2 separate regions of the Mus musculus genome follow, and region 2 is linked to region 1. Evidence: chromatin loops called from intact Hi-C (ENCODE). Cell type or tissue: gastrocnemius. All regions are shown on one strand. Each heading gives the region's core, and the rest is flanking DNA. Links, peaks and the distances in the headings are about the cores only.

Evidence for each region. Hi-C counts contacts between places; a loop is a spot of excess contacts. Peaks named below come from ENCODE experiments on the same cell type or tissue, not always from the same donor. Only the 100,000 strongest peaks of a DNase experiment are listed, where the experiment ranks them.
Region 2: a loop joins it to region 1, with 2.5 times the contacts of the local background. A loop is called at or near these places in 11 of 42 quality-filtered maps.

Annotation. Positions count from the first base shown.
Region 1 is chr3:95,301,358-95,317,582 of GRCm38, reverse strand. Anxa9 (annexin A9) reads left to right here and starts at 2,403. Exons shown (of 14, transcript NM_001379545.1): 1 at 2,403-2,780; 2 at 10,414-10,509; 3 at 11,161-11,251; 4 at 11,625-11,721; 5 at 14,503-14,597; 6 at 14,804-14,917; 7 at 15,158-15,248; 8 at 16,193-16,225. The coding sequence starts at 11,177. Cers2 (ceramide synthase 2) reads right to left here and starts at 2,393. Exons shown (of 11, transcript NM_029789.2): 1 at 2,238-2,393. It overlaps LOC115489748, which reads left to right and starts at 1,787. Exons shown (of 2, transcript XM_030252979.1): 1 at 1,787-1,826; 2 at 2,019-2,839. The coding sequence starts at 1,787. The coding sequence ends at 2,821. In gastrocnemius, for the core only: CTCF peaks have their summits at 6,329 (motif pointing left) and 6,531 (motif pointing left); DNase peaks (open chromatin) are centred at 2,398, 6,535 and 9,988; H3K4me3 peaks cover 947 bases; H3K27ac peaks cover 3,001 bases.
Region 2 is chr3:95,385,855-95,402,079 of GRCm38, reverse strand. 4930558C23Rik (RIKEN cDNA 4930558C23 gene) reads left to right here. Exons shown (of 2, transcript NM_001384190.1): 2 at 15,025-15,622. The coding sequence starts at 15,085. The coding sequence ends at 15,264. Among named protein-coding and RNA genes, the nearest start is that of 4930558C23Rik, 8.9 kb to the left of the region's middle. In gastrocnemius, for the core only: a CTCF peak has its summit at 7,505; no DNase peak of the experiment used is centred there.

The sequences.
Region 1 (16,225 bases), core at 2,043-10,042:
TACTTGGCACAGCACATCAGACAGAGCATTCCATCAACATGAAATCAGAACTAGAGAGAAGGCGACATCCAGCCCCTAAGGGCTGATTACACCTTGATTACACCTGCAACTTAATTACACCTGCAACTCTTCCACTCACAAAAATTATACCGCCTGCACACGTGAGGAGATCCAGTGTAGTGTCCATCTGTCTTCCTCACACACACCTGCCTCAGAGACAGGCACCACTTTCAGAATCACAGGCTGAAGAGGAGCCAATACAGCACGGACTTCACAAGGATTATATTACTTGAAACCTAAGCAAGGTTTTTGCCTGGCTCCAACTCTGATTGATTCCTCCCCACCCCACCCTCCAATGCAAGTGTAATAGGGTGAGAGATGGGCACCTGCAGAGCCAGAAAGCTGGGAGGATAGAAGTGTGACCTGTAAGAAAACCTCAGGGCCAGTGAGACAGTAGATAGTGGGATAGAGACGGTTTCACAGGGCTCTCAAGTCTGAGCAACCATTAAGAAGGCGACATAGAGCCGGGCGTGGTGGTGCACACCTTTAATCCCAGCACTCCAGAGGCAGAGGCAGGCGGATTTCTGAGTTCAAGGCCAGCCAGATCTACAAAATAAGTTCCAGGACAGCCAGGACTATACAGAGAAACCCTGTCTCGAAAAACCAAAAAAACAAAAACAAAAAACAAAAAACTTCTTTCTAGGGCTGGAGAGATGGCTCAGTGGTTAAGAGCACTGACTGCTCTTCTGAAGGTCCTGAGTTCAATTCCCAGCAACCACATGGTGGCTCACAACCATCCGTAATGAGATCTGATGCCTTCTTCTGGAGTGTCTGAAGACAGCTATGGTATTTACATATAATGAAATAAATAAATCTAAAAAAAAAAAAAAACAAAATCAACAACCATTTAAAAAAAAAAAAAAAAAAGAACTTCTTTCTAGATATTGAAGAGCAATAGAAGTCAACTGCTTCGGGCTAAAGTATGAGCCCAAAAATACAGGGCAGATTCTGGTAAAGCTAAGGGGTGAGGCTGTGACAACCGTGGCCTCAGGCTTCTCTGGGATGTTTCACAAACTTCCCTGCTCCAACCCCAAACACTATATAAGAATATGCCTTCCAGAGACAGGGAGAGGCCAGTAGGTTGAAGTAGCAGCGGCAAATGGGGTAGTGTTGAAAGGAACTGTACAATGTCAGTCTCCCTGTGGCCAGCGACAGAGAGAAACCTAGTCAGAGGCTCCAGTGAGAATAGAGGCACCAGAACTAGTTCACACACACAGCACACCACACCACACCCCTTAGAAATTAGGCACTATGTGGCCAGAAACAAGACCTAAGGAACGGAATATTTGACCTTAGGGGCCCCATCACAAATGCAAGACAGTCACCTTAGCTCTGGGATGGGAAGTGACCCCCTACCCCAGCTCTCACACAAACAGAAGTAATTTCTGGGGGAGGCCTTCCCTAACTCAGTTCTGGGGAAGACCGGCTCACTCCAGACCTCACAGCGCTTAGAACACCCTGACAGCTGAGGCTGGAAACTCGGATAAGTGAGATCTGGTTTGGATGCCAGGAGTGCAGCTTAGGCACAGGAATTCCCAAGCTCAGGCTAAAAAGAAATGCCACCCACCTGCAGGTAGCCAACTAACTTGAGGGCCTCTGGGCCTGTAATTAGCAAGTTACAACCCAGAGCTGGCCAAACACGCCCCATAACGGTATAGGAATGTGAGCCCTTTGGGGCCGGGACAGACACTAAAGAGTGTACTCCTTCCTGTTTCCCGTTAGGCACATGGACACTCTGACCTCCCTCTTGGGATGGGCACAAGGGGGTCAGAAACAGAGGCGGCAGCGGCGGCGGTAGCAGTAGCAGCAACAGCAGCAACAGCAGGGGCCGCCACCGTTCCTCCTCGGCCTCCACACTCAGGCCCCAGGACGCACGCGGGCCCGCAGGGGCTTCTAGCACCGAAGGTCCGCTACTGCTCCACTCCTAACAAAGGGGCGTCTGTACCATGGATCCTGAGCGAGCGCCCGGCCCCAGTCCCCCTACCTGTTGCCCCGCAGGCCTTCTCTGGTCCGAGGCCCCAGCCGGGCCCGGATCGCCCGCTCCAGCAGCGCTCGGCCCGCCCTCCGGCAGGCCGGCCGCCATGAGCCGGTGGAGGCCCCGCTCCCTCCGAGCTGCACCCTGAGCCCCCGCGCCCGTCACTGCCCCGCCACCCTCGCGGACCCGCGCACAGACTTACTCGGCGTCCGGTGCAGAGCTGCTCCGGCCCGGGCGCCGCTACTCCGTTTCCCACTTCTAGCGCCCGGCCGGTGCGCACTGACTGGGCCGGGTCCTCTCCTCCCCCTTCCGCTGCCCGCGGCTCCCTCCCTCCTTCCTCCTTTGCCCGCCGAGCCCCGGCGAGCCCAGGCCGAGCCCAGTAGCGGAGCTGAGTTGGGTGTGGGCCGCGGCCGGGCGGGGCCCGGTGCCCGGAACCCTGCGCTGCGCCTATGGAGCGGAGGAGCCCCGACGGGGCGGGTGGCACGTGCCCCGCAGGGCGCCTGGGTCTCTGAGTGGCGCGGTTGCGGCCCACCCGGACATTGGTCAGGGACCCCCTGGTGCTTGAGCCCAGAGCAGTTCAGAGCTGGCTGCCTCTGCCCAACCCCGCGGCCCTGGTGTGGTCGGCGACCTCAGCCCATGATTTACCCCCGGGTTGAATGCTACAATCCCATCGTCCGGCTTCACTGGGCATCAGAGGAAGGGTGCACGCGGAGAAAACCCTGCACAGATCCCGATGCTCCCTACGGTGAGATCCACAATGCCCCCTCCCCCAGCCCTGCTGTTTAGAGTCCTAACAGAGCTACTCAAACCTTTTGTAAAATGTACTCCAGGCTACACTATGGTTAGCCGTGATCAGTTTCGTATTAGAACCTGTTTTCCCTTAAATAGTCCCATAAAATCTATGCCTCAAGAAGAGAGCAGCAGGTTGGAGACATGGCTCAGCGGTTAAGAACACCGACTGCTGTTCTAGAGATACTGAGTTAAATTCCTAGCAACCACATGGTCACTCACAACTATCTGGGATCCCATGCACTCTTCTGGTGCGTCTGAAGACAGCCACATTGTACTCATATAAATTAATAAATAAGGGGACGGATGGGGGGGAGAGAGAGAGAGAAAGCGCCCAGCAGCCTTAACTCCCATCTCCCATACTCCCATTATGGACAGAACTTGACTAAGTTGTCAAGTGACCCTTAACCGGGAGAGTTAAGCTTAGCTTCTTCCATGTAAAAAATGCTTTAAAAACTATCCCCTGGGAAGTGGTGGCGCACTCCTTTAATCCCAGCACTTGGGAGGAAAAGGCAGGCGGATTTCTGAGTTCAAGGCCAGCCTGGTCTACAGAGTGAGTTCCAGGACAGCCAGGGCTACACAGAGAAACCCTGTCTCGAAAAACCAAAAAAAATACAAAACAAAACAAAACCAAAACCCTGCCTGGTGCAATTTCACATCTCATGCCCAAGCACAGTCCCAGCATTTGGGAGACTATGTTTTTTTTTAAACCTTCATAAAATAGTTTTGTTTTTTCTTTTTAAATTTATGTGTGTGAGTGTTTTGCCTGAATGTATGCATGTGTTCCACGAATGTCTGGTGGCCAACAAGGTCAGTGGAGGATATCAGATTCCCTGGAACTGGAGTTATATAAGGTTGTAAGCAGCTATGTGGGTGCTGAGAATCAAACGGGTCCTCTGTAAGTAAGAACATGACAGCTGAGCTGTCTCTCCCGCCTTTGTTATGAACCCAGGTCCTCTGAAGGAGCAGCCTGTGCTCTTAACCGCCGAGCCATCTCTCCAGCCCCGCCGTTTGTCTGTCATCATTAAGCCTGTGCCAGAGGCTTGCCTCACAATGTATGCCTGCCTTCTAGCACCAGGGCTTTGCCTGTGATCTTAGGAAGAGATGTAACCTCACTACTCTAGTGTGAGAGTTTGGCTCTCGATCTTGTCTGTTTGGGGAGTTAGAGAGGCAGTGGATGATTTCCAGCCTGTCTGCCCACTTGGTCCTTGCAGTGAGACCCCAGCACAGATGATACACCACAAAAGCCTGGCTGTCCCCTGCACTCTGCTCTATCCCTCTTCAGTAGCCTTCCTAAAATCTTCTGCAACGCGCACACACATACACCCTCACTTCTTTTTCCAACCAAGTCTGCTGTTTGGGCACTGGCTAACCCTTTTTAACCCCTCCCCACCGTTCTTGATGAATTGTCCCTTTTTCTTTTCTTTTTCTTTTCTTTTCTTTTCTTTTTTTTTTTTTTTTTTAATACTTGGCTTTCCCATGGTTTCCACCAGATACTTCATTTGTTTGTTTGTTTTTTCGAGACAGAGTTTCTCTCTGTGGCCCTGGCTGTCCTGGGATGTATTTTTAATCTTTTTGAGAAAGTATCTCACTATGTTGCCCAGCCCGGTTCCAAACTCAAAATCCTCCTACGGTTTGGATTTTCAGGTGTGAACTAACACACTCAGCTGTACCAGACTTTTTAAATATGTCCTCTGGGTAAGTGCAATTAACTTTAAAAGAGAGGAAGAGAGGAAGAAAGAGAAAACAGAAAGCAGTGGGGAGTTTTGTGGGCAGAGGCAGGATATCGGAGAGTGAGGGCCTGAGAAATGGAGATAAGAAGGTATACAAAAGAGTAAATGGAAGGAGGAGAACCCTGGCCTCCGCCAGCACTGGGGTGCTGTTCCCCACACACTCTCCCTGGCTGGACCAGGAGATTAGAATCACCACGCCTGCCTTTCTAACCCATCCTCCACCCTCAGTTGGCATTGCCATGCCCACAATGCCCCAAGTGTGCCCTGCTTGTGGTGACTCACTTCCTGTGAATAAACTGCTGAGGTGTCCCAAGGCATCGGACAGGCCACGGGGCTAGGTTTAGCTATTTGAACCAGCTCCACGGAAGGCCAACACATGCAACCTAATGGCAAAAAGGAGATTGTAAAACACAGACTCCTGCCTGCCCATCACAGTGACGCACTGTAAATCCCAGCAGAGGCAAGTAGATTTCTAGGAGTTTGAGGCCAGTCTGTTCTACACAGCCAGGGCTACAGAGTAAAACCTGTCTCCAAAAATTAAAAAAAAAAAGATAATAATAATTATATATGTATGTATATGAATGTATTATGTATGTTTACAGACACACACAAACCAAACTCATAAATAAACAAATAAATAACAAGTAAATATGTGGTGGGGAAGGCCTTGAAAGTGAAGAAGAGAAATGAAAGAGAAGCAACATTGATTGGGCGAGGGGGTTGAAGAAGTGCTAAGGAGTCAGCAGGTCAGTCACTGCAGGTCAGTCACGCTGCGCCGCTGCGGACACCCTAAGTCACCCTAAGTCACCTCATCAAGAGATGAAAAAGCTAAAAGCAGCTGGATAGTGGTGGCGCACACCCTTAGTCCCAGCTCCTGAGAGGCAGAGGCAGTCAGGTTTCTGAGTTCAAATCTAGCCTTGTCTACAGAGCAAGTTCCAGGACACCAAAGCTACAACAGAGAGGAAATCCTGTCTCGAAAAAAAGGGAAAAGAGACATTGAAACACCTGGATTCTATTTCAAACTTCGTGGGTGTGGGAAGTCCCTACCCTCCTCAAATCCCTAAGGAAGGATCAGAGGAAATTGCTGAGATGTCCACCAAGTTTATAATCCTAAAATGTAGTGCAGGAGGTTTACAGGTGATTGGTAAATCTGAAAACAGCCTGTCTGTTCCTAGTGTGTAATAAGACTGAAAGGGGTGAAACTCCACTCAGGTTTCGGCAGAGCCGCTGTAGATGTGCCACACACACTCCTCAGGACTCAAGCAGGGTTTGCTTCTGCCATGTGACTATCTGGGTGACTTTAGAGTTCAGACTTCTCCGAATTTAGAGAACTTGCTGGTTCTTGCTAGTGGTCCCTTGGGAAGCTTTGGCCAGGGCTAACAGATGCCCTCCCCTTCCTCCCTCCTTCCCTTTCACAGTGTGCTGCTTGGTATGGGGAGCCAGAATCAATTCTGAAGAGTCAGAAGGAGAGGCCCCATGTGCACTGCGTTACATTGCCATTCCCAGCATCTCCAAAGCAACGGTCTCCGTCTTCCAGTTGTGTGTGCTTATCTCCTTGAGACTTCTTCAGTCTCCATCTTCCAGTTGTGTGTGCTTATCTATCTCCTTGAGACTTCTTCTTTTTTAATTAAAGGTTTATTTATTTTTATATGTGTGTGTACATTGTTGCTATCATCAGACACCCCAGAAGAGGGCATCAGATCCCATTACAGATGGTTGTGCGCCACCATGTGGTTTCTGGGAATTGAACTCAGGACCTCTGGGAGAGCAGTCAGTGCTCTTAACTGCTGAGCCATCTCTCCAGCCCTTCCTGAGACTTATTGTTATCTTAGCTACTCACCAAGTCCATTCTGGAACCTGTCCAAGTCCATTCTCAGGATGCTGTACTTCTGACCACTGGGTTATGAGACACGTTCAGGTGGAGTCAGGTACTTCAAGTGTCCTGTCCCTATGTGATTCCTTAGTAAATACTCTTAGTGGTTACTCATGCCCTCTTGTGGCACAATTGGGGAACGGCAGGGAAAAATTGAAGCTGGCCAAGATTGGACTTCACAATCTAGAAGCAACAGTTACTAGTACGAAATAAGATAGTAACAATACTTTGTTGTCCTATGTTAACATTTTGACATTCATACATAATACTCCATGGCAAGCACTTTTCTAGTTGTTTTATCTGTATTTGGAGGTGGGATGCTAAGGATTGAATCTGAGCCTCGTCCTTGTAAGGCAATGGCTCTCTGCCCCTGAACTACATACATCTCCACCCCTCTATATATTTATCTAATTCTTAACACAATCTATAACATAAACGCTTGTGGTGGTTTGAAAGAAAATGTCCCCGGTTGGCTCATAGGGTGTGGCACTACTAAGAAGTGCATCCTTGTTGGAGGAAGTATATCACTAGGGGATGGGCTTGGAGATCTCAGAAGCACAAACCAGGATTAGTGGCTCATATATCTTTTCCTGCTGCCTGCAGATCAAGACAAAATTCTCAGATCTTTCTTCAGCACCATGTCTGTCTGCATGCTGCCATGATTATAATAGACTACACCTCTGAAACTAAAAGCAAGCCCCAATTGTGTGTTTTTCTTTTTGCGTTGCCATAATTGTGATGTCTCTTCACAAGCAATAGAGACCTTACCTAAGACAACAGACTTTTTAAAAAAGATTTATTATTATTATTATTATATGTAAGTACACTGTAGCTGTCTTCAGACACTCCAGAAGAGGGAGTCAGATCTCCTTACAGATGGTTGTGAGCCACCATGTGGTTGCTGGGATTTGGACTCAGGACCTTTGGAAGAGCAGTCGGGTGCTCTTACCCGCTGAGCCATTTCTCCAGCCCCAGACATGTTTCTTTTTTCTTTTATTTTTTGGGTTTTTTGTTTTGTTTTGTTTGTTTGTTTGTTTGTTTTGTTTTACTTTAACTTTATAAGTGTTTCACTTGTATGAATGTGTGAGAACCACGTGTGCTTGCTTGGTGCCTGGAGAGGCCAGAAGGCATGGGGTCTCCTGGTACTGGAGTTTTAGATGACTGTAAATAATCATGCGGGATTTACCCAGGGTAAATGGAGACTGAACCCAGGTCTTCTGAAAGAGCAGCCAGTGCTCTTAACCATCTCTCCAGTGCCCCTGCCTCCTGTCTCTGTTCTCTGATAGGGAAACTAAGCACAGGAAGGTTCTGCACCTGTCCAGACCATGCAGAAAATGAGAATCCTGACTCTGGGAAGTCTAGCCCCACAGGCGTTCAGCCTCGGCCACAGTGCAGAGATTAAGCCCTATCTGGCGGTTGTGAGATAGAACTCGAGATATTGCCATTAGAAAAGAATTTCGGGTAAACAATAAATAACGTTATCAGAAGTAATCACATTAAATATTTGGGTCATACTTATACCAACAAATTATTCATTGTTTACCTGAAGTAACTTAATTGAGAGTTGTATATTTTCATTTACTTAATCTATCACCCCTAATATACAAGGTGATTCTATGCTGCTATTGGCCATACACACATTGCTTCATTTATTACGTCAGATGCCCCAGCCTCTTGTCTCCTCAGCCCTGAAGTTTCTATCACCTTTTTCTTTCTTTTTTCTTTTTTAAGACTTGTTTATTTATTTCATGTATGTGAGTACACTGTAGCTGTCTTCAGACACACCAGAAGAGGGCATTAGATTCCATTACAGATGGTTGTGAGCCACCATGTAGTTGCTGGAAATTGAACTCAGGACCTCTGGAAGAGCAGTCAGTGCTCTTAACCATTGAACCATCTGTCCAGCCCCTGTACCACGCTGTTCATGTAGAGATGATGAAATGTCTAGCTAAGACTACAGAATGTAACAAGTGGCAGAGCCGGGGTTAAAGGCTCGTACCCATAAATCTTAGCACTTGAAGCTAAGGTTAGGCAATTGTGAGCTCAAGGCCAGCCTGGGCTTCATCATGAGTTCCCGGCTAGTCTGGGCTATAGAATAAAGCCCTGTGCCTTCCCACAAACAAAGGAGCTCAGTAAGAATGGGCATTGCCAGCAACCCTGATTGCCTGAGTGTCATGTGTTGTCCTTAGAACAGCTCAAGCTGAAAGCACCACTCCCTTGGGCTCCCTTCCTTGTGCGCATTCACAGTAAAGAATTCTTTAAAAATTAGATATTGCAGCTGGGCGTGGTGGTGCACGCCTTTAATCCCAGCACTTGGGAGGCAGAGGCAGGCAGATTCCTGAGTTCAAGGCCAGCCTGGTCTACAAAGTGAGTTCCAGGACAGCCAGGGCTATACAGAGAAACCCTGTCTTGAAAAACAAAACAAAAAATTATATATTGCTGGGTGTGCTGCCCTCACCTTCACTTCCAGTGCTTGGGGGGCAGAGACGAGTGGATCTCTGAGTTCAAGGCCAGCCTGGTCTACAGAATGTGTTCCAAGACAGCCAAAGCTACACAGAGAAACCTGTCTCAAACAAAAACAACAGCTACTACTACTACTATTAGTAACAACAACAACAATAATAATGTGAAAAAAATAATTAAGTTAATAAAATAAAATAAAAATTAGAGACTGAGCCAGGCAGTGATGGTGCGTGCCTTTAATCCCAGCACTTGGGAGGCAGAGGCAGGCGGATTTCTGAGTTCGAGGCCAGCCTGGTCTACAAAGTGAGTTCCAGGACAGCCAGGGCTATATAGAGAAACCCTGTCTCAAAAAAAAAAAAAAAAAAAAAAAAAAAAAAAAAAAATTAGAGACTGATCATGGGTCCTCTGGTTTTAAAACTGGAATATGTTTTCCACTTTAGTGAGGAAGAAATTCAGAATATGGTTGCCACAATGGAGGCCTTTATTCCCAGTGTCCCCAAACTTGTTTGCAGGACAGCAGTGGATAATGCTGTAACACTCTCCTTCCAGGGTTCTTGGAGATCAAGGAGATCTGGATTTAGAGAGTTACAGAGGTCCGGAGACAGGAAAAAGATTGCTCCCCAAACCCTATGGAGCCAGCCCCGATGCTTTCTCAGCTGCCTGGGGTCCCTGTGGCTGAGAGGGACTGTGCACCTGCTGCTCTGTGCTGACAGCCTCAGGCTCTGCTGTTGGGATTGTATCACTTGCAACCCAAGCAGTCAGGGGACATTGACTGCTAAAAGGCGACAGGAGTCTGAGAAATCCAGGCCCCAGGAGCCTCTTCCATTTGCTGGCTGCTTTGGGAGTACAGTGCTCCCAGGGTTTCGAGCTGTAACCGGTCTGCAGGGAAACACCCTCTCTGCATTTTTCTCTTTTGACTCTAGGTCTTTTCCAACCCCTGATTACCTGTGCCCTTCCTCCTCACAGATATAAACAGTCCTCTTGCCTCCCCACCCATGCTGGCTGACTTTCCTAAGGCAAAAAAAAAAAAAAAAAAAAAAAAAAAAATCACTGGAGCTTATGGGCCAGGACCCCCCGTGGGGTGCAGGCTGGGGTGCCCTGATGGTATGTGTCCCAACAGGTTCTTCTCTATCAACCTTGAAATCAGCCTGGAGCCTGTCTGACCTGCATTCCCCTTAACCCCCCCCCTCCCTTTTTACCCCCAGGGAGCTGGAGCCAGTGGTAGAGCCAGGTCAGAAGTAGGACTCAAGAGACAAGGTGTCTGTGGTCCCAACCTGGCCCCACAGGGAAGGCAGCGCACAAAGCCTTCTGTGTCCTGGGCTGGGCTGAGAGGTTGAGAGTTCACTTGCGTGGGTTCAGGGCCAGTTCCTGGGAGGAGAGATGCTAGGCAGGGAGGTGTTTGTTTGCTTGTAGACCCTGTACAGCCTGGTCCTCTCCCACGTCTGGGAGGGGCCAGAGTTGGAGACAACAGCTGGGCTGGTCTTCAAGAGAGAGGTCATCTGACTGACTGCTCAACCTAGGCTGTCCACTCCTCCTCTTCTCTGCCCGGCTACTCCGGAGCTGGTGCCTTCACGACGCTGAACCATAACACCCATCTTATTTTCAGCACCTTTCAGGTAAGTTCTGGAACTGAGCCCTCATCTGGGGACGGGAGAACTCACTGATGGTGGGAGAAGTGGGTATGTCCAGCATGACAGCTGCTAGCTTCTGTCCAAGCACAAGGACAGCCCAGATTACACCTGCTGACCAAAGGATCCCATCTGAGATTCCCCCACCCCCAGGATGGGGGCGGGGGTGTCTGGGAGGGGCAGACAGGTAGGAAGCTGATTTGCAGGTTACCTGTGGGGGAGAGAATGTGATAAGGAGCTGTCTTGCACCTGTTCCCATCATTGTCACCTCACCCCAGCTGCCTGAAGAGCCAGGCCAGGGAAGGGAGGAGGAACTTGAGCCTCAGAGGGCATCACCTCAGACTAAGGGTTCAGGGGACCTGGAGTGGGGGGAACTGGTTGGTGAGTGCTGGTTCCTACAGCCTCCCTAGCCCATCTTGGCTTACTAGAAGAAGGTGAAAGCCAGAAGCTAAGTCCTTCCTCTCGCCTTCCTCTTCTCTTGAGCCTGTGCACTAGTTCTGTAACTTATTATTTATTTGTCTGTTTATTTTCTGCAACACAGGAAAGGAATGCGTTGAGAAAGTCCAGGCCCCAGATAAGAGGCCATCAACATACCCAAGTGGAACATTCCCCTCAGCTAACTCCTGTTTCCTTCCTCAGGGAAGCCAGCTGCACCATGTCTGCGAGCTGTGGACCACTGGGAACATCTCTGACTCAGGAGATCCTCAGCTCCCTGGGTCTTGCCGACAAGGTATGGGCTGTTGGGACTTCAGAAATGTATTTATGTTCTCAGTAGTATTGGTGATTTAATTCTCTGGGCCACACTTGCCAGGTTAGTGCTCTCCCACTGAGCCACATCTCCAACCCCAACAATAAATTTTAATGTGTCAACTTAAAGGCCAGAAGATGCTGGGGGAACAGGAAAGTGGAAATGGCTGTGGAGAGATAGCTCAGCTGGGTAAAAAAGCCTTGATGAGCAGAGATCAATCCCTAGGACCCAAATGGAAGGAGATAACCTTGGTTGTTCTCTGATCTCCCATGCACAAACCCAACAAATGAACAAAGTGGAAGGAAGAGGTGGGTAGACTCACTCCTCATGACGCCATGATCTCCTGCTCTTACAGACCGCAGCCTGGGGGACCCTGGGCACCCTCAGGACGTTCTTGAGTTTCAGTGTGGACAAGGATGTACAAAGACTGCTGAAGGCTATCGCAGGCCAAGGTAAGCTCATGCCCTGGTTGTTTAGGGTTTACCTTTCATTGTTGATCTGTTATTTATTTATTTAATTTACAGATAGAGTCTTATTTGTAACCTAGTAGCCTGGAACTTACTGTGGAGACCAGGCTGGTCTACAGATCCACTTGCATCTGCTTCCCTAATGTGGGATTAAGGGTACACACTACCACACCTGACAGGGCCTCACTCTGCATCTCAAACTGACTTCAAATTTGCAGTAATCCTCCTGCAGCAGTTTCCCAAGAGCTGGGATTATAGGCAAGAGCCGGCATGCACAACTGCTGGTTTGCCTTTTTTCTCTTTCTTTCTCACTCTCTTTTTAAATCTTTATTATAATTCTTTTATTATATGCATATGGGTGTTTTGCCTGCATGTATGTCTGTGCACCACAAGCATGCCTGGTGCCTTCAGAGGCCAGAAGAACCTGCCAGGACCCCTGGAACTGGAGTTTCTGATGGTTGTGAGTTAGCATGGGGATGCTGGGAATTGAACTTGGGTCCCCTGGAAGAGCATCTCTCCAGACCCAGGTTTACTTTCTCATAAACAATCTCTATAGGTCAGGAAGGAAGAGGGGCAGCCAGATGGCTCAGGGGTTAAGGCCCCTGCTGCCAAGACTTGAGTTCAATCCTGGGAACCTCATGGGAGAAGGAGAGAACTAAATCTCAGGGCTTGTCCTCTGACCTCACACATGCTAAGGCAAGCACATGTGCCTACCACTTACACAGTAAACAAGTAAACAAACAAACAAATATGTTTTTTAAAAAGTCTTTTTAAGGATCCAGGAAGGAGGAGCTAGCCATGTTCTGGGTGTGCCCATGGAGCCTGATTCCAGCACGTAGTTCTGTGCTGATGTCATAGTCTCCCTCACAACACCGTGGGAGCTCAGGCTTATTACCCCATTCTGCTCATGAGGAAACTGGGGCTCAGAGAGATTAGGAGGCTCGCCCAAGGTCACACAGCTTATAATAGATCCTGGACTCTAAGCCAAAGGAGTGGATCCACCCAAAAAGCCCTTTTACATTTTTTAAAAAGATTTATTTATTTATTATATGTAAGTATACTGTAGCTGTCTTCAGACACACTAGAAGAGGGCATCAGATGTTGTTATGGATGGTTGTGAGCCATGTGACTGCTGGGATTTGAACTCAAGACCTTCAGAAGAGAAGCCAGTGCTCTTAATCGCTGAGCCATCTCTCCAGCCCGCCCTTTAACATTTTTATTTCATTAATTTACGGTTCTCTCTTTCTTTCTTTCTTTCTCTCTTTCTTTCTTTCTTTCTTTCTTTCTTTCTTTCTTTCTTTCTTTCTTTCTTTCTTGTTGTTGTTGTTGTTGTTTTTTCAAGACAGGGTTTCTCTGTGTAGCCCTGGCTGTCCTGGAACTCTTTGTAGACCAGGCTGGCCTCGAACTCAGAAATCCACCTGCCTCTGCCTCCCAAGTGCTGGGATTAAAGGCGTGCACTTTTTTTCTTTCTTTATGTTCTTTTTTTTTTTTTTAAAGATTTATTTACTTATTTATTATATGTAAGTACACTGTAGCTGTCCTCAGACACTCCAGAAGAGGGCGTCAGATCTCGTTACGGATGGTTTTGAGCCACCATGTGGTTGCTGGGATTTGAACTCAGGACCTTCGGAAGAGCAGTCAGTGCTCTTACCCGCTGAGCCATCTCACCAGCCCCTTTTCTTTCTTAAACCATTATATTAGGACAATTTTAGACCTGAATTAGAATTTGAGTAAGATCTATTTATTCATTCATTTCCTTCCTTTCTTTTCCTTTCCTTCTTTCTGTGCGTGTGTGTGTTTTGTTTTTCAACACAGGTTTCCCTGTGTAGTCCTGGCTGTCCTGGAACTCACTCTGTAGACCAAGCTGGTTTCAAACTCAGAGATCTGCCTGCCTCTGTCTCCTGAGTGCTGGGACTAAAGGCATGTGCTGCCACCACCACCGCCACCAACACCAGCTGCTTTCTTGGCTTGCTTTCTTCCTTTCCTTTCCTCTCCTCTCCTCTCCTCTCCTCTCCTCTCCTCTCCTCTCCTCTCCTCTCCTCTCCTCTCCTTTCCTTTCCTCATGGAATCCAGGCTAGCATCAAGCTCACTGTGTACCTAATAACTGACTCCTCATCCTCTTCCTTCCACCTCTCAGGTGCTGAGAATTACAGGTATGTGTCATCACACCCAGCTTTCCATGACATTTTATTTTATTTTATTTTTTAAAAGATTTATTTACTATTATACGTAAGTTCACTGTAGCTGACTTCAGACAAACCAGAAGAGGGAGTCAGATCTCATTATGGGTAGTTGTGAGCCACCATGTGGTTGCTGGGATTTGAACTCAGGACCTTCAGAAGAGCCAGTCAGTGCTCTTACCTGCTGAGCCATCTCACCAGCCCTCCACGACATTTTAAAAGACTTATTATTTACTTGAGTGTGTGCATGTGTGTATATGTGTACTTGTGAGGATAGTGCCCATGGAGGTCAGAGGATGCTGGATCCCCTGGAGCTGGAGTTACAGGTGGTTATCAGCCACCTGATGAGGGTGCTGACTGAGTCCTCTGAAAAAGCACTACATGTTCTTCATCTCTGGCCATCTCTCCAGCACTTTAAACGGAGTTTCTGACATTTTCTTATCATCTCCTTTGAGAACAGATGGAAGTTGGGGTGAGATAGTCCCAGTACTCCCTCCCCTTCCCTAGACCTAATTCTCTTCCCTGAGGAGCTGGGAATTCATGATCGTGAACTCTGTGGCTGCAACCTGGTTTTCTCTTGGTTTAGGTGTGGACTATGATACCATTGTGGATGTACTGACCAATCGGAGCAGAGAGCAAAGACAGCTCATTTCTCGAGCCTTTCAAGAGCGCACCAAACAGGTGTGAGCACTGACATCCTGTGAGCTGTGGACAGGGTGGGGACCCCTTGGAGGACTTGAGATCCAGCCACATCCTGCTCCTCCCTCCTGGCTAGTCAGGGACTTGGGAGTCAAACCTGGGATTAAAAAAAAAAAAATCAAAGCTTCCCATGATTTTGGGGCCTTCCTTGACCTATATCTCTATCTGTCTGGGGTCCGCTTCTGCAGGATCTATTGAAGTCCTTGCAGGCAGCGCTCTCTGGCAATCTGGAGAAAATCGTGGTGGCTCTCCTACAGCCTGCAGCCCAATTTGATGCCCAGGAACTGAGGACAGCCTTGAAGGTAGCGGGAGAGGACAACTGCCCTGGTGTCTGGGGTCCAAGAACTCCAACGGAGAGAGGAAGAAGCACAGTTAGTTGACTGGCCTTGACCTCTGCAGAGAGTAGGCCTAGAGGCCCCCTTGATCCTGTGATGACCCTTAGACAGAGAAGTGGCTAGTGCCAGCTCTCCAGCACTGTCTACCATCTTGCTGAGCTAAGGACATGGAGGCTCAGTGTCACGTGGCCTCATAATTTCTTACAGACCTCTGGTTCTGCTGAGGATGTAGCCTTGGAAATCCTGGCCACCCGAGCAGCGCCCGGACTGCAGGCATGCCTGGCAGTATATAAGCATGGTAAGCATGCAATGGGGCAAGGGGTCCCCGAGAGCTGAGTGGGACAGTCCACTACTCTCCTACAGTCCCTGAAGGTCGGGGACAACCCCCCCCCCCCCAGTGCCTCAGTCTCCCCAGGGGATAGAGCCACATGTGATCATTAAAGGAGGAGAAACAGTGATTAACTCAGTCTGGAGCCCCAGGGCAAATTTCACAGTAATGACATTAGGCGCCATAACAGTCCCCTTGCTGTCCCTACCATCAAACCACATCCCAAGGTTGCAGCCTGGGGGATAGGTGTACCTTTTTAAAGATATGCTGGCCCTGCCTGCCACAAACCTCACCTACTAATCTGTAAACAGCCTTTCCCACCCTCCTCTCCTCACCACACCACCTTTTTCTGTCCCCCACCACCCCCACCCCACACCCCCCTGACTGCATAGATCCATGTAGATGAGATAGTGTGAATTCATGATTCTCAGCCCCCCAGTGCTGGGCTTGCAAGCATGGCTGACATTTTGTTTCTCTCTTCCTTCTTCCCCTTTTTTTTTTCTGGATTGAACCCAAGGTTTCAGCACATACTACATACATACATACATATATACATACATACATACATACATACATACATACATACTACAGTCTTCATTTTTCTGTTCTCCCCATTCCCAATCACTCTCTGCTTCATACACTGCCCACATCACTTCTTGGACATTGATTAGAGGATAAGACCTAATCAGCTTGCTTCATATTCTGGGATTTCCTAACTCTGATTCCTGCTGCTTGGCTGCTTGGTTCCTTTTTCTAACCTCCTTGGGCAACTGGCTCCATACACTTATAAAAACATAAATCTTAAAAAAAAAAAAAGAGGAGGCCATTAGGGTCCATAGGTCAGGTGCTTGGCAAGTCCCAGAGCTATCTACCCCAAGACAATCAGGAACCAAAAAGCTCTGCCTCTCCCCCAGACTTCCAGGTGGAGGCTGAGGAAGATATCAGGA
Region 2 (16,225 bases), core at 3,540-11,539, 83 kb before region 1:
TCAAACTAAACCAGTTATCATCATACAAATATCAGCTATTTCTGAAATGAAGAGCTTAGCTAATGGCAACCTAATATTTTTCTTTCTGCTTTATAAATTGCAGCCTCACAGTTTTATCATTTATCACTTCCTTTTACCTTCCCATCCTCTATCATTTTGTGGTTTTGTTTGGTTTGGTTTTGGAGGGGATGAAATCTTCCAGTGCTTACATAGGGTGAGGATATTAATACGCTTCCATCCAGAAGTGGCCTGTAGGTTCCCACCTTAGCTTATGGTTAACTCAGTGTTTAGAGCACATGTTGCTCTTCTAGAGGGCCAGCATCCATTCGGGTGGCTCACAACCACCAGTAACTCCAGTTTTAGAGAATCCAATGCCCTCTTATGGTCTCCTTGGGCATCTACACATGTGCACAGAAACACATACAGAGAGACACACACAAATAAAAATACAATAAATTTTTAAAAATAGTACATAACTGCTCTGGGACAAAGCCAAAAGGTTATTTGTTTTCATTATTATTATTATTATTATTTGTTGTGTTTGGCCAGCAGACCACAACCTGGGTTCTAGCCTGGAAAGGCATTTTGGAAACCTGGAAGAGAAGAGGGGCTAGGTGGCGAGAGAAAAGAATGTAGCCAAGACAGTTACTCTGATCAAGGCTCAAATTTTATTGTTGTGACACTAGTTATGAAGGAAGGGGGAGGGGACCCGATTTTCGCCGAATAATCTCGGGTCCAGTAGAAAGGTGCACGTGTGTGGCTCCTCAGGTTCCAGCAGTGGGCGTGGCAGAACGAATGAGCAGGAAGCTCCACCCCGAGCAAGCAGGTTTCAGGCTGGGGGAGGGGAGACTACATCTCCTCCCTTTTATTAACAAAATTAAAAAAAAGAAAAAGCTGGCCTGAGGGGGGAAAAATTATCTATGCTCAATAGTTCTGCCTGGAATCTAGGGCTAAAGAAAAAACTTGCTTTACTGGGATTCTTTAACTTTTCTTATGGTAAACTCTATCTGGCTAAAGACTGTCCTTTCTTATTTTAGTGAACAACTAACTGAAAAGCCTGGAGCTGTAGGCTCTGACTTTATAATGCTAATTAGTACTTGGTAGGTAACTTTCTAGTTGAATTTTAAGTAGGGCGTTGGAACTTTGGCTAAGTTTGACTGAACAAATGTGAAATACACTATAATAACACTAAGTTGATATTTCTCAGCTTTTTTGGATGATAGGTGGGAAACAGGGAGAAGGAGTTCGACCGGCTCTTGTAGTACAAGGCCAATTGGCTTTTTTATTTGGGTGGGAGGCAGTGAAGGGCTTGCCCTTTCAATAGTACGTCTCCAATCTCTCTCCCCCCTATTAATTAAGTTAAATAAGGCAACGCTTAACTGAGGTGATCAAATGATTTTCTCATCCGTAGATGAGTGGGTTTTTAACCTTGGCTTGGGTGGACATGGACCCGATTTTTTTCGTGGGTACTGGTAAAACCCACACATGTGGCTCTCGGTATCTTTTGGGGAGGCGAGGTAGAGCCGGAAAATATTTTTTATTTTTAACCAAAATATGATACCAACCTCTTTTAAACCGGGTTTATCTCACAGGAAACTTAGAAATGGTCAAGCTGGACCTTCCCTTGCAGTAGTTCTGCACCAAGCGGTGCCCATACTGAATTTGTACAATCATAAACCAGTATGCACAGTTTTGAGTGCTGTGCAGCTCCTAAAGGAGAATTATCAACCTCAGAATTAGTAAAGCCTAAGCAAGAATTATGTCGTTAGTAACACCACGATTTGTGGCTAAAATAGGAGCTGGAAGTCGTTCCTCCTCATCCCTGTTTTTTCTACAGCCTATTGAGCTAAGGACACCTTGCAGTAACAGCAAGGGTGAAAATCCAGAGGTCAGTTAAGGGGCTAAGCCTGTCTATCAAAATAAAAACCAATCTTTATTAATATAGAAATATCTACTTTTCTAGCCCTCTTGGTAAACCTAATTTTTAACTCAGACTGAAAACCACGTGCTGGAAATGTCCTGAGACTGGGGGTAACAGCTGCCACCTGTGTGCTCTAGGGGGGCGGGGATGCACATCCACTGGTCCGTCTCGAGAATGTTGATTTACCTGCTTGAAAGACAAAATCTTGAAAGACAGTGAGAAAGTAGGAAAGCAGAACTTCTTTTGGGGAACTCTAGGTACTTTATTTAAATGCAAACTGTAAAGCTGAGGCTAGTCTCCGGCCTCCTGTCGGGGAGCTGGCTCAGAGAGTAGCTTTTTCGGAGCCTGAGTCCTCAAGCCGACTTTTAAGCAAAAGAGGAATTTTAGTCCTCAAGGTGATACTTTAGAAGATTTAGAATCTGTGTTCATCTAACAAATTAATTTATCTGGCAGCCACTGCGCTCTATCTTCATCTCGTGAAAAAACACAAACTGAGTCCCTACCCCAAATTAGAACTGGATCTGGACCCTTCTATTCATTAGTCAGGGGGTCCTTCCATTTTACTAATGTATTAAGTGAACAATTGCTCTTTAATAGCTTTTTCTACTAGCTGTAAGGCCAGCAATCCTTCTGAGGTTAGGGGTCTAGGGGAAGTGGGGGATGTGCTCTGAATTAACTTTGCTAGGTAATTTAGAATATAGGAATCTCTAACATTGGACTGAATATTAGACCAGTCTGAGATTGAGTTAGAATGGCTGGTCACACTGAAGAAAGGAGAAAAATCATTATGACTCTATTAAATGACTAATTTTACTAAGTCTGAATATACAGTCTCTGATGTACTATTGCCATAAAGTTAAAAGGCTAGAAGCTAGTCTAAACTGGAAAAATGACAAGTAAGGATGGATCTAAAACATGAATTTAATTTAGTTTTTTAGTCAATACAATCAGGACATGAGTCAACTTACCTACCAGCTCGTCACACGAATTTACTAATATGCTTCTGCAGCGTTCTGTGGAGAAAACCTGTTTTTCCCTTTTTTAATAAGGTAGTTGTTTTAGGATTAATCTATAAGCCAATAAGTAGATCCCTTTAAGATACTATAAAGCATTTATTAAACTCTTTGACATTAAAATATTAGATTTTGAAAATAAAGGTAAGACTTAAATAGTGTGCATGGGAATGCACTAAATAGTATGCACGGAGATACAATTTCTCTCTTTTTTGTCTTTTAAGAAGTTAAAGTTTTAAAATTTTACAATACCTAAACCTTTGAATTAATAACTAGTTGACAAAACATTTTAAATACTTGGCTGTAAAGGGGCAGTGACTAATTGTACTTTTAATCAATTTTCTTAAGGAGCAGTTGTAACTAGAAGGCTTGCAAAGTTATTAAGAGTTACATGTGCATAATTTATTTATTTATTAACTAGAAATATGCATAAGCAATTGTAAATTTGAGAATTAATAGTATCTGAGGGATGAACAATTTAAGCAATTGCGAGCTCAGAGATATGGCATTGACTATTAATATACAAATTAAGGTTTGATTGTTCAGCATTTTAAAACACCATCTACAGCACACAACTAGATCATCTGTGTTGGAACAGGGGAAACTGTGTCTTAAGACTTCGCCCCACAGAAGCTAGTTGGGCCCACGTGGGCCAAAGATCGGCTGGGAGGATGAGAAAAATGACTTTACAATAATGTTTTCTTTTTGGCCAAAGAATTGTTTTGGGCACAACCAATTTTTAATTACCAATTAATAACAATTATAAAAGCTTTATTTTTTGTAGAAACTTTTGTAGTAAACTAAAACCCTAAGTAATAAAAGGATATTGTCTCTGAATCTTTTGGGTGAGAGCAAGGATTTAAGGTAAACTTTAAGAAGCATTAGTTAATAAAATACCTTTTACTTAGGAAACAATATACACTGAAAGATTAAAACTCTTGGCTTCTTGTATAGAAGCAGAAACAATAAAATTTTTTCTTACATAATGTAAAGTTACATTAGCCATACCTAGAGGCAAAATTTTTTAGTGATTACAGTTCACTAGAAGCAAAACTCTTTGAATTTAAGCATTATTTTAAACATCTGAATAGATCTGCAACACTGTTAAAAAGAATTTCTCTTGAACACAGGGAAAAATCTTTCTCAGGCACTGTTTGCAAAACAAAAGAAAGGCCACAAGCTGCTCTGGGGCTGCCCAGAGCCCTGCATTGACTCAAACGTAAAATACTTTTTAATCTGAGCATCCTGGCCCTCTTGTAATAAGGACTGATTCTAGAGAAACAATATAACTGTCTACGCCTCCAAATTTTGATACTCTTTCTTAAGATGACTTACAGTTAAAACGTTCTTCACAACTTTAGTGTTGTGAAAAAATTGCCCGTACTGCAGTTTCTTGCCAGGCAGCAACTATAACCAAGCTGTTTGTCTAATCTATTTACAAAGACAAACATAACTAGATAACTCTGTCACAGTTTTGTATGAAGTGAGCTGTATGAGCGCTCTCATAAGATGATTACTCTTGTAATTATCTTAATTACAGTATACAGGTGAATTAAAGATCTTAAATTTGAAGTCAAACTGCAAGCTGCAGTCAATGGAACAATAGCAGTTTTAACCATAATTTTTAAGTTTTTGTGCAAGGTTAGGATAATACCTGTAACCTTGGGAAAGCAAAACCCAAGTTTAAAACAATTTATTATCTTTAAAATCAATATTAGAAGCATTACTATCATATTACGAAGTTTGGATGTCAATTAATACCTATGAATACCTATTAAAGCAAGCTTTAATGCTTTAATAAAGAGACATTGCTTTAAATCTTATTTTAAATTTTACTATTTAGGATACGAACCACATTAATTATTACCTAAACTAGAAATATCTTTAGAGACCCAGCCTCTTGGGCTGCCTTATGCCATGTGTCGGAAGGACTCTAAACTTGAGTTATCAAATTTAACACTAACCATCTGTAGCAATGTAACAATTATTAATCTTAACCAACAACTTATGAGCTGATTGTGAAAACACTCAGAGCACATTATCAATAAAAAAGAACCAAATGAAGCAGTTACATTTAGACCAATCAGAGAATAATAATTTTTGTAGCTACAACCATAAAAATAAAAAACACTTTACCATTGTCAAACACATTAATCATGAACCATTTATTAGCTTTTTTACTCTGAAACTTAGAGGCTGTGCACTCGACCTTATTTCCTAAAACGAACAGTTTTTCCAGCAGGGGCCCTCCCGCCACGTGTCTGATTCCTGGATGAAACACGTGGCAGCTCTCGGCTTTGTAGATAAAGTTTTTTATACCATCTTTATTATCCAACACAAAACATAGAACATTCATTCATACAGACTGGACACGAACATACATGAATTGAACACGAGAACAGATTGGTGCACCGGACATTAGACAAGACACAAAAGGGAACAGAGTACTCCTGTTATAAGGCCCAGAGAGATATTTCTCTCTGCTTTTTGGGACATTTTCCTCCCTTATGATGCATCTTTTAGTAACTGGGGCAATCCGCCTATTCCTTTTAATAAACCCTTTTTTTTCTCACACCTCATGTAGCTTCGGAGAGCTACGGCCTACCGCCTATTACCCAGCTCCTCACTGCTGAACCTAAGTGAACCAGCGCACGGGTTTAACGCTGTCTCAGCTTAGCCCATACCTTCTCCGGTATGAATTTCCCTTATCTTTTATTTTATGGAGCTCCGAACCAGCAGCGTCTCTTCCAAAAATCCTTTGCCGTTTCTCAGCCCCACGTTGGGCGCCAATTGTTGTGTTTGGCCAGCAGACCACAACCTGGGTTCTAGCCTGGAAAGGCATTTTGGAAACCTGGAAGAGAAGAGGGGCTAGGTGGCGAGAGAAAAGAATGTAGCCAAGACAGTTACTCTGATCAAGGCTCAAATTTTATTGTTGCGACACTAGTTATGAAGGAAGGGGGAGGGGACCCGATTTCCGCCGAATAATCTCGGGTCCAGTAGAAAGGTGCACGTGTGTGGCTCCTCAGGTTCCAGCAGTGGGCGTGGCAGAACGAATGAGCAGGAAGCTCCACCCCGAGCAAGCAGGTTTCAGGCTGGGGGAGGGGAGACTACAATTATTATTATTATTATTTATTAATTTGTGTGTGTGCTCACATGTGTATGCATATGCACATATTGTGTGATCCAGAACTCCCCCTACAGGGGGAGCCACCGAGCCATCTCTCCAGCTCCTGCCCTTTTGTTTTATTTTGTTTTGGTCAGATGTCCACCATTCCTTTATATTGGGAAGACCTTCCTTCCTGTGACTCTTTGAGAGACAAAACCTCATTCCTACTCTAGAAGGTAGAAGGCTACAGAGGCCAAACGTTCCCTCTGGCCTTGACACTGGCAGAGAAGATGCTGGTTCACAGCCCATCCTTGACCAGTGTAATGCCCTGGCCAGAAGGGAACATGGGATGATACAAGGTGACACAGTTTATTACTCAGGCTTGGCAGCAGCAATATCCAGTGGTGGCAGCCATGTCTCCTTCTGTCACTGCCCTGACCAGACCCTTCCTGCTGCTTACCAATGTCATTCCAAGTTTAGTGTACTGCCAACCTTGCATTCTGTATATTAACTTATTCCTCTCCAGAGAAATGCTGTCTCAAAAAAAAAAAAAAAAAAAAAAAACAAATGAAAAAAGAAAAAGAAAGGAAGGAACAAAATATAGATAAAGCCAGATGTGGTGGCACACACCTTTAATCTCAGCACTCAGAAGGCAGAGGCAGGTAGGTCTCTGTGAATTCAAGGTCAGCCTGGTCTATATAGAGAATTCTAGGATATTCAGGGCTATATATACAGAGAGACGTCCTGGTTTTTGTTTGTTTGTTCGGCTGGTTTGGGGGGGGGGTTGTTTGTTTGTTTTTGTTTTTCGAAACAGGGTTTCTCTGTATAGCCCTGGCTGTCCTGGAACTCACTTTGTAGACCAGGCTGGCCTCGAACTCAGAAATCTGCCTGCCTCTGCCTCCTAAGTGCTGGGGTTAAAGGTGTGCACCACCACGCCCGGCTTGTTTAAAAAAAAAAAAAAACACTAAAAGATAAATATAAAAAATAAAAATAAATAAAAAACTAAATAACAAAACAGGAAGAAAATTAGGTCAAATGTGGAGAGCCTTGGAGCATCTTTGAGATTGGAGGCAGTGGGTGATTGCTGACTGATCTTGATCAAAGGCTGACTGATTCACACTTAACTAAAATCACTTTGTAGTTTGGAGGAAAATCAGCATCTTTAGGAAATTGGTGTATTTATGAAGTTTGGCATCTGATTCCCAGAGTGCCATGGTAGGAGAGTGCTTAAAGAGATAAGATTGCCATTACAGAACTTATTACTTTGTATGGTAATCTCAGAACTAATGAAAAGTAGGCATGCAGAGTGAGGAAGCATTGCAATTTAGATCACAAGGGAAGCACATAGCCTTGCTTGGCAAGATCGCATTGGAAAGAATGCTGCGTATCCTTTCCAATGTTATCTTGCCAGTGTACAGAGGTGAAGCAGACATTTACCCTGCCATCGTCATCTTCTGACCATCAGGAGGAGCTCCAGGACAGCTTTCTCTTAAACTCTGAGGCTCCATTTCCTTTTGGCGAGTTAAGATATAATTCAGTCCTCCTCTTCATACTGTTCAAATCTTAATTCAGCACCTCACAATCTGAAAGTCCCAATTAGGATTTGGTTTTCTATGTTTTTCTTTTCTTTTTTTCTCTGAGATGGGGTTTCTCCATGTAGCCCGGGCTGTCCTGGAACTTGCTCTGTAGACTAGGCTGGCCTGTCTCTGCCTCCTGAGTGCTGGGATTAAAAGTGCGCACCGACACTGCTCAGTTTCTGTTTTGTTTTGTTTTGTTTTGTTTTGTTTTGTTTTGTTTTAAAGATTTATTTATTATTATACATAAGTACACTGTAGCTGTCTTCAAATGTGTTAGAAGAGGGCGTCAGATCTCATTACAGATGGTTGTGAGCCACCATGTGGTTGCTGGGATTTGAACTCAGGACCATCGGAAGACCAGTCAGTGTTCTTACCCACTGAGCCATCTCTCCAGCCCCCTCTGTTTTGTTTTAATACTTGGTGGTTGTTATTTTTGTTCTAGATTTTAAAATTTAAAAAAATGTCAGGTTTGGCTGGAGAGATGACTCAGTGGTTAAGAGCACTGACTGTTCTTCCAAAAGTCTTGGGTTCAATTCCCACCACCCATATGGTGGCTCACAGCCATCTGTAATGGGATCTGATTCCCTCTTCTGGTGTGTGTAAAGACAGAATACTCATAAAATAAATAAAAATGTTGTTAAAAGTGTGAAGCAGTGGTTGCACAGGCCTTTAATCCCAGTACTTGGGAGACAAAGGCAGGTGGATCTCTGTGAGTTCAAGGCCATCTTGATCTACAAAGTGAGTTCCACCCAAAGTAACACAGAGAAAACCTGTCTCAAAAAAAAAATTTAACAAACAAAGCATTAGCATGTGTGTTTGTGCCATGCACATACGTGTGCACTTGCATAGGTATGTACCACAGCACTTACGTGGAGTTCAGATGACAACTTTGTGGAGTCTATTTTCTCCTTCATATGGAGGACTGCATTCCAGACCCGAGGTCTGTATATCAGTGCCTTTACCTCCTAAGCCACCCACCACCCTGATTTTTTGTTATCCTTGTTTAGTTTTTGTTTAGTTTATTGCTCAAATGGAAAGAAATGCTAATTTCTTGTACTATAAGGGGATAGAATAGAGAGTTTATAACTACCTGTTTTGGTTTTTTGAGACAGAATCTCATGTAGTCCCAGATGGTCTCAAGCTCATGGGGGTGACTCATGAAGTAAGGAGTCACCCTCATGAAGGCTCCAGAGACAGAGTTTTGTCTTTTTTTTTAAGTTTTTTTTATTTATTTAATGTATATGAGTATCCTATCTTCATGTACACCTGCATGCAAGAAGAGGGCATCAGATTCCATTATAGATGGTTGTGTGAGCCACAATGTGGTTGCTGGGAATTGAACTCTGGTCCTTTTGAAGAGCAGCCATCTCTCCAGCCCTACAGAGTTTTCTCAAACAAGCCTTTAACTTTACCTATATGTGACTAGAAAGCCGGTTAACCCTCTCCTAGACCGTCTGTTGGCACTTGCTTGTCTCCAGGTTCTAGCAGTTTCTGTTTCAGGTTGAGATCTTTGATCCATTTGGAGTTAGTAATTTCAGTCTAAATACATTATTCTGCATGTAGACATCCAGGCTTCCCAACACCATTGGCCAGAGATGCTTTCTTTCTTTTTTTTCTATTCAGCTTATATCTTTGGAATCATTGTAGGTTATTAAGTGGCTGAAGTTATGTGTACTGATGTTTGGGTCTTAGATTTTGCTCCCTTGGTCTGCATGTCTGTTTTTGTGCCTCTACCAGACTGTTTTATTACTCTGGCTCTGTAATATACATTGAGAACTGGGATTGCAATTCTTCCAGCATTGGTTTCTTCTCAGGACTGTCTTCACTATCCAGGGTTTTTTTTATACATTTTCATATAAAATGTAGGATAATATTGTAATCCTGTGAAGAGAGAGATGAGGAACGTGGTGAGGGTTGTGTTGAATCTGTCTTAGCTATAGGTAGGATGTCATTTTCACAGCTCCACCAATCCATGAGCAGGGCACATCTTCCAATTGTCTGGTGTCTTAATTTATCTCTCTTCAGAGTTTTAAGTTTTCATTGTAGAGGTCCTTCACCTCCTTGGTTAGGTTTATTCCCAGATATTTTATTTTCTTTGAGGTTGTTGTAAATGGGAGACTGCCCATGGTCAGCTCTGTATGTTTTTTGGTGGTACGTAATAAGGTACTGATTTTTGCAAGTGGATTCTGTCTCCTACCATGTTGCTGAGTTGCTAAAGTTATCAGTTCTAGAAGTCCCCTGGTAGGATTTTGGGGATCTCTAATATGCAGTATCATATCATCTGCAAATAGCGAGAGTTTTGCGACATCTTTCTCTCTCTGTGTCCCTTGAATCTCCTTCTCTCCCTTATTGCCTCAGCGAGCTTCTCAAGCTCAATGCTGTCTTGTTCCTGGCTTCAGTGGATGGCTTCAAGCTCTTCAACGTTTAGGAAGATGAGCTGTGCACTTCTCGCACCCAGCTTTTATTGTGTTGAGGCATGTTCCCTTCTAGCCCTACATTCTCTAGGACTTCTATTATGAAGTTGGGTTTTGTCAAAGGCCTTTTTGTGTCTGTTGAGATGATGGTGTGATTTTTTTTTTACCTTTAAGTCCATTTCTATGACTTATTACATTTATTGACTTAAATATGTTGAACCATGCCTGTGTTCCCACAATAAAGCCAACTTAGTCATGGTATATGATGTTTTTGATGTCCATATTCTAGCTACCCTAGTGGTTCTTCAAATGATTAACTACAGAATTACCACTATATGACCAATTAATTCTACTTGTAGGTGTAGGCTTAAGACTGGCAAGATGGTCCAGCAAATAAGAGGATTAGCCACAAACTCTGACAACCTCAGTTCTAACCTACATGTGGTGGGAGGAGGGACCCAGTCCCCTCAAGTTGTATTCTGACCTCCACGTGCACTTGTGAACATATACACACATACATAGGGACACACATATACACATAAAATTCTATTAAAAAAAGAAACTGTATATGTTTGTATTTTACTGTCTGTAAAATATATCAATAAAATTGCTCTGATTGACTTGTTTCACAAGTGAGAGTCATCTGGGAAGAAGGAACTCAATTGAAAAAAAGGCCTCCATCAGCTTGACCTGTAGGCAAGTCTTTCAGCCATTTTCTTGATTAATGATATATGTGAGAAGACCCAGCTACTGAGTTCATTGCCACCCCTGGCAGCAGGTGGTCCTGGGTGCTATAAGAGAGCAGACTGAGCAAGTCATGAGGAGCAAGCCAGTAAGCAGCACCCCTCCATGGCGTCTGCATCAGCTCCTGCCTCTCAGTTTGTGCCCTAATGTCCTTCAGAGATGGACTGTTATCTGGAAGTGTAGGTTAAAATAAACCTTTCCTCCATAAGCTGCTTTTGGTGTTTATCACGGGAACAGGAAGGAAACAAGGACAAAAACCATTACTCAGTGGTAACACTGAGCCATCTCTCCCACCCTAACTTAGCTTTTTGAAATAGCGTCTTTCAGTGAACCTAGAAGTAGCCACTTCAGTTAGACTCTAAAATCTGTTTCCTTCTCCCAGCAGTGCGACTTCAGGTACCAGCTACTGGCTTTCGAGTGGGTGCGGGACATCCGAACTCAGCCCCCTTCCTCCCCCTCTCCCCCTTGCACAAGAAGCACTTTAACCCACTGATCCATGCCCCCGGGACCTCTCAACTCACTTTAATCATGATTCAGTGAAGCATGAAGTGTGCGCATTTATCGTGTGTCAACATAGAGATTTGGCTGTCCCACTTTGAAGGTGTAGCCACTGTTGTAATCCGTGACTGCAGGGATTGTACAAACAGTGGTGAGATAGGCGCCTAAGACAAAGACTGATTCTGTAATCCCTATGCCTACCAACCCCTTCCAAAGGGCATCATGTATTTCAGAAGGAGCAGGTGCCTGGAGGCTATTGTACCCAACAAGAGTCATTTCAGGTTAGGATGAGAGGCCTGTTGCTGTGAGATCTAAGGAGCATAAACTCTGTATGCCCCATCTCTATCTCCATCATGCTGAGATCAGGAGCATGTGAGATTTCGTCCTGTTTATTAGTGCTATTTGGAAAGGGTCCTCAATGACTGTACAGATGTTGACTGAAGATTAACATTGCTCAAACACCCCACCGACAGTCACGACACAGTCACAGTCACCACCAGATTTAAGTCAAAGGCAGCCAGGTCAATTAGTCCATTAACTCAGAAACACTCACTTCTTCCAGCTTCTCTCTCTCCTCCCTGGAGATGCTGGGGCCTCAGGGGAGAGAGAAGATCTATGGACATCTGGACCATCTGTAAAAACAAAAATGTAAAGCATTAGACTGTTGCTGTTTTTAAAAATAATTCCATAGATACATGATTGACACACTAATCATCCGCACTCTATAATTAAATCATGATCAGCACATTCATCACGTTTTACATCTTGATCGACAAAAAGGGAACCCAGGATTTATGGGGGTTTGGTTGGTTTTAGTTTTTGTTGTTGTGTTTTGGTCTTCTTTTTTTTTTTTTTTTTGTTCATTTGTTTGTTTTTGCTATTGTTTTTTGTTTTTCGAAACAGGGTTTCTCTGTATAGCCCTGGCTGTCCTGGAACTCACTAGACCAGGCTGGCCTCAAACTTAGAAATCTGCCTGCCTCGGCCTCCCGAGTGCTGGGATTAAGGGCCTGCATCACCACGCCAGGCCTTTTTTGTTTGTTTGTTTGTTTGTTTGTTTTGAGACAGGGTTTCTCTGTGTAGCCCTGGCTGTCCTGGAACTCACTTTGTAGACCAGGCTGACCTCGAACTCAGAAATCTGCCTGCCTCTGCCTCCCGAGTGCTGGGATTAAAGGTGTGTGCCACCATCACCTGGCCAGAACCCCTGTGTCTTTAACTCTAATCTTAGCAATAATTATTTGCTGTTTCTTTAGATTTCTCCATTCTAGAGTTTTTATTTTTTACTTTATTTTTTGTTAACATATAAAGAAATAGCCTAAACTAGGCTTTTATATGATTGGAATTATACAACATTCTGGGTTTGTCTTTGGTTTTGTAACTGTCTTTCACTTATCATAATGCTTTAGATATCTGCCTAGGGGTTTAGTTTTTTTTTTTTTTAAGATTTATTTGTTTTATGCAAATGAGTGGTCTATCTGCATGTACACTGGCCTGCCAGAAAAGGGCATCATATCTCATTGTAGATGATTGTAAGCTGCCTTGTGGTTGCTGGAAATTGAACTGGGGACCTCTGAAAGAGCAGCCAATACTCTTAACTGCTGAGCCATCTCTTCAGCCCCAGATGCCCATCCAAGTTATAGCTATATAGCTGGATGACTTTGAACGCCTATCTCCACCTCTGAGGTTCTCAGGTTACAGGCATGTGATAACCTGGACCAAATGAACTACTTCACCAACCAGCTTCAGGAATTGTTTTGACGGGTCACTTGTTTTTCTATTTAGAGTTTAATTTATTTTTTGATAATTTCATAGATTTATATACTGTATTTTAATCATATGCACTGTTACCTTCTCTTGGGTCTCTTTCCCATCATAACCTCTTCTAGTCTCCCTAATGCATTCATGTCTTATGCATACGTGTGTTTGTACAAGTTGATATGAGACCCATTGAGTTTAACTAGAGCTGCTTACATGAGCATTGGTGGAAGAGTATTTACCAGGACCTTCACCTAGCACCTTCTAACTGCCACTCTCCCCTCATGGAGGGTGGACTTCATGAGCCTCTTCCCCAAATATGATGGTGCTAATAAACACAGTGTCATTCGGTCTCGGGCAGGTGACCATAGACAATCTAGAACAATGAGTTCAGTAGTCATCCTATGTTCAAAAGCCAGCCTTCCTTCCCATCCTCTGGCTCTTATGTTCTCTGAGGCTCATCTTCCAGTGTTCTTGGTGCCTTGGAGCAGGCAATATAGATGTCTCTTTAGGGCTAGTCACTAAACAGTCATTTATTCTTAGCACTTTAATCAGTTGAATCGCTGCAATAACCACAAACCACCACAAAATGAGGCTTCTTGTCCAACACTGGGAGGAGCACCAACCCATGAGCATAACCATAAATAGGGTTTGATGGGCACAACATGTCTGTTATCAAAACTACAGTAGTAGCTTCTATGCTAGAGCCCATGATGTCTCCAGTTACAGGATTCTGGCCAGCATTACAGTTTTACAGTACCAAGCATAAATTCCCTCCGGTGGATTGTGCCTCAAGTTTAATCAGAAAGCGATCGGTTACCCCCATAACAGTCAAACAATGGTACAAACATCGTACCTGGCGGTTTGGTTGTTCAGTACACAGGATCTCATAAATGGGTAAAACTTAAAACTCTTTTAATGTGTGTGAATGTTTGCCTACATTTCAGTATGTGCACTGTGTGTTGCTTAGACTTCCCGGAGGTCAGAAGAGAGGGTTGCATTTCCCAGAACTGGATTTACACGTGTTTATCAGCTGCCACGTGGGTACTGGGAACCAGGTGGGTACTGGGAACCAGACCCAGTTTCTCTGCAAAGGCAGTAATGCTCTTAAGCACTGATCTGGTTTTCAAGGAGGAACCTTCCATTTCAGCTCCAATTGATTGTCTTGTAGTGATAGGTATCTCTAGTTTGATAACTTCTTACCTATCTGGTGGGTAATCAAATTTAGCCCTGGTGAACTATGTTTTAATAATTGAAATTAATCTCTGGATTTACATGATTTTTCATCATAAGTTGAAAATGACAGTACATAATTGGAACAAACCATCTTACAGTACTCCCCACTGAGTTTAGATAACACAGCTGGGCCTGGTTCAGTGGCTAAGGACACCTGCTGCTCTTCCATGGGGACTGAGCTGGGTTCCCAGCACCTGGTCGGATGCTTATAAGCTTTTAGAGATACAATTGCCTCTGACCTCTATGGACACCAAACAGACATGGCATACACATAAATAAAAAAAGAAATATTTTTTAAAAGGTAATATTGAAGCCAGGCAAGGTGATACATGCCTTTAATTCCAGCACTCAAGAGTCACAGGCAAGTTGATCTCCCAGTGTTCAAGGCCAGCCAGGGCTACACAGTGAGATCCTGTTTCAAAGGAAAATTACACAAATTATGTACAATAGGTATTCTAGGAATTAGAAGAAATGTTGGGGAGGAATATGAAATTGGTGTGTTTAGGATATTTGGTTCTTGTTTTTGAGACAGTCTCGCTGTGCAGCTCCAGCTGACCTAGAACTTGCAGTATAGACCAGCTGACCTTGACCTCACAGAGATCCACCTGCCTCTGCCTGCTGAGTGCTGCGATCAAAGGTATGTGCACCACCAAGCCTGCCTCTCACATAGATTGACCTTGATGGCTTTTTTTCAACCCTAGGTTCCTTTAGTGTTCACACACTACGAATGCAAACTTGTTGATGCTCTTTTTTTCCTCCCTAGAAATATGACAAATCTGAAGCTATCCCCGTGGAGGTAGCTGTGTCTGGAAGACAGTAAGAGATGTGTGTCCTCATGGAAGATTCCAGCATGTCCAATGGCATCGATGTGGACAAAGGCTTTGCCATTGCCTTCGTTGTCCTTGTGTTTGTGTTCCTAATAGTGATGGTTTTTCGGTGTGTAAAGTTGGTGAAGAATCCCTATGAGGTCAGCTCTACAACCGCAGACCTGCCTCTGAATTGAAGTACCATCAAACCTAGAGGTCTCCTCTTGACAAGAGACTTGCAATCATTTTTTAGTGGAGCAGTGCTTTTAGCAGGGTCTTATACAGCCAAGACTTGCCTCAAAACCCTGAACCCTGTTTCTCCTCCCCCTCCTAAATACCGGGACTACAAAGAATGCTCCATCACAACATTTAAAATCTTTTATATTGATGTGTATGATCCAGACTTTATATCCCCTTACCTCTGCATTTCTCAAGCTTGCAATCTTATGTTCTGTAACAAGCATGTAGGAGTATCTCACCAGAGAGAAAAGTGGGGCTATTTTTCGTTGTTCTTTTTCAGGGAATCCATTACTAAAGTTGAACTTATTGACTAGACTAAGGCTATGAGTTTCAATTGTCCCATATCTTATGTCCCTGGGGTAGGACACTGGAACTTAATTTAATGATGTAATATAACATAATGCTATGCTTGGTGAGGCCCATCTAGTTAGCTCATCATTAGTTAGTTAGTTCATCATTGTGAAACTAGAAGCTAACTAGGACTTGGCCAAATGTATTTGTTCCTTAAGGAAAGTAGAAGGGACAAGCATCCAACAAGACCTATTCAGGGTGTCAAATCTGCTTTCTTCTCAAGAGGGTGGAGCTCTATGCTACAGGTGGTCTAATGTGCCTGAAGTAAGCCCCCCAGGCTCTGCCAGCCAAAGTTCCCTCAGCTGTAAAGTAATACGGGTGAACTGAGCAGAGCTCCAAAAGGTAGGTATTCATAGCCTAATCCCTGAATGCTAGGGACATGCTCTGATTGGGGGCAAGTCTTTGAAAAATAATCAAGACTCTTAAACCAGCACGTGAGAGTCAGAGGTAGGAGGATTGCTGTGAGATCTTAGCATGAGTCATATAGAGATTTCACAGGAGGTGCATGGTCAGGGGGAAAAAGCCACATCAAGACGAAGATGGTGACAGAGATTCTAGTTGTGCAGC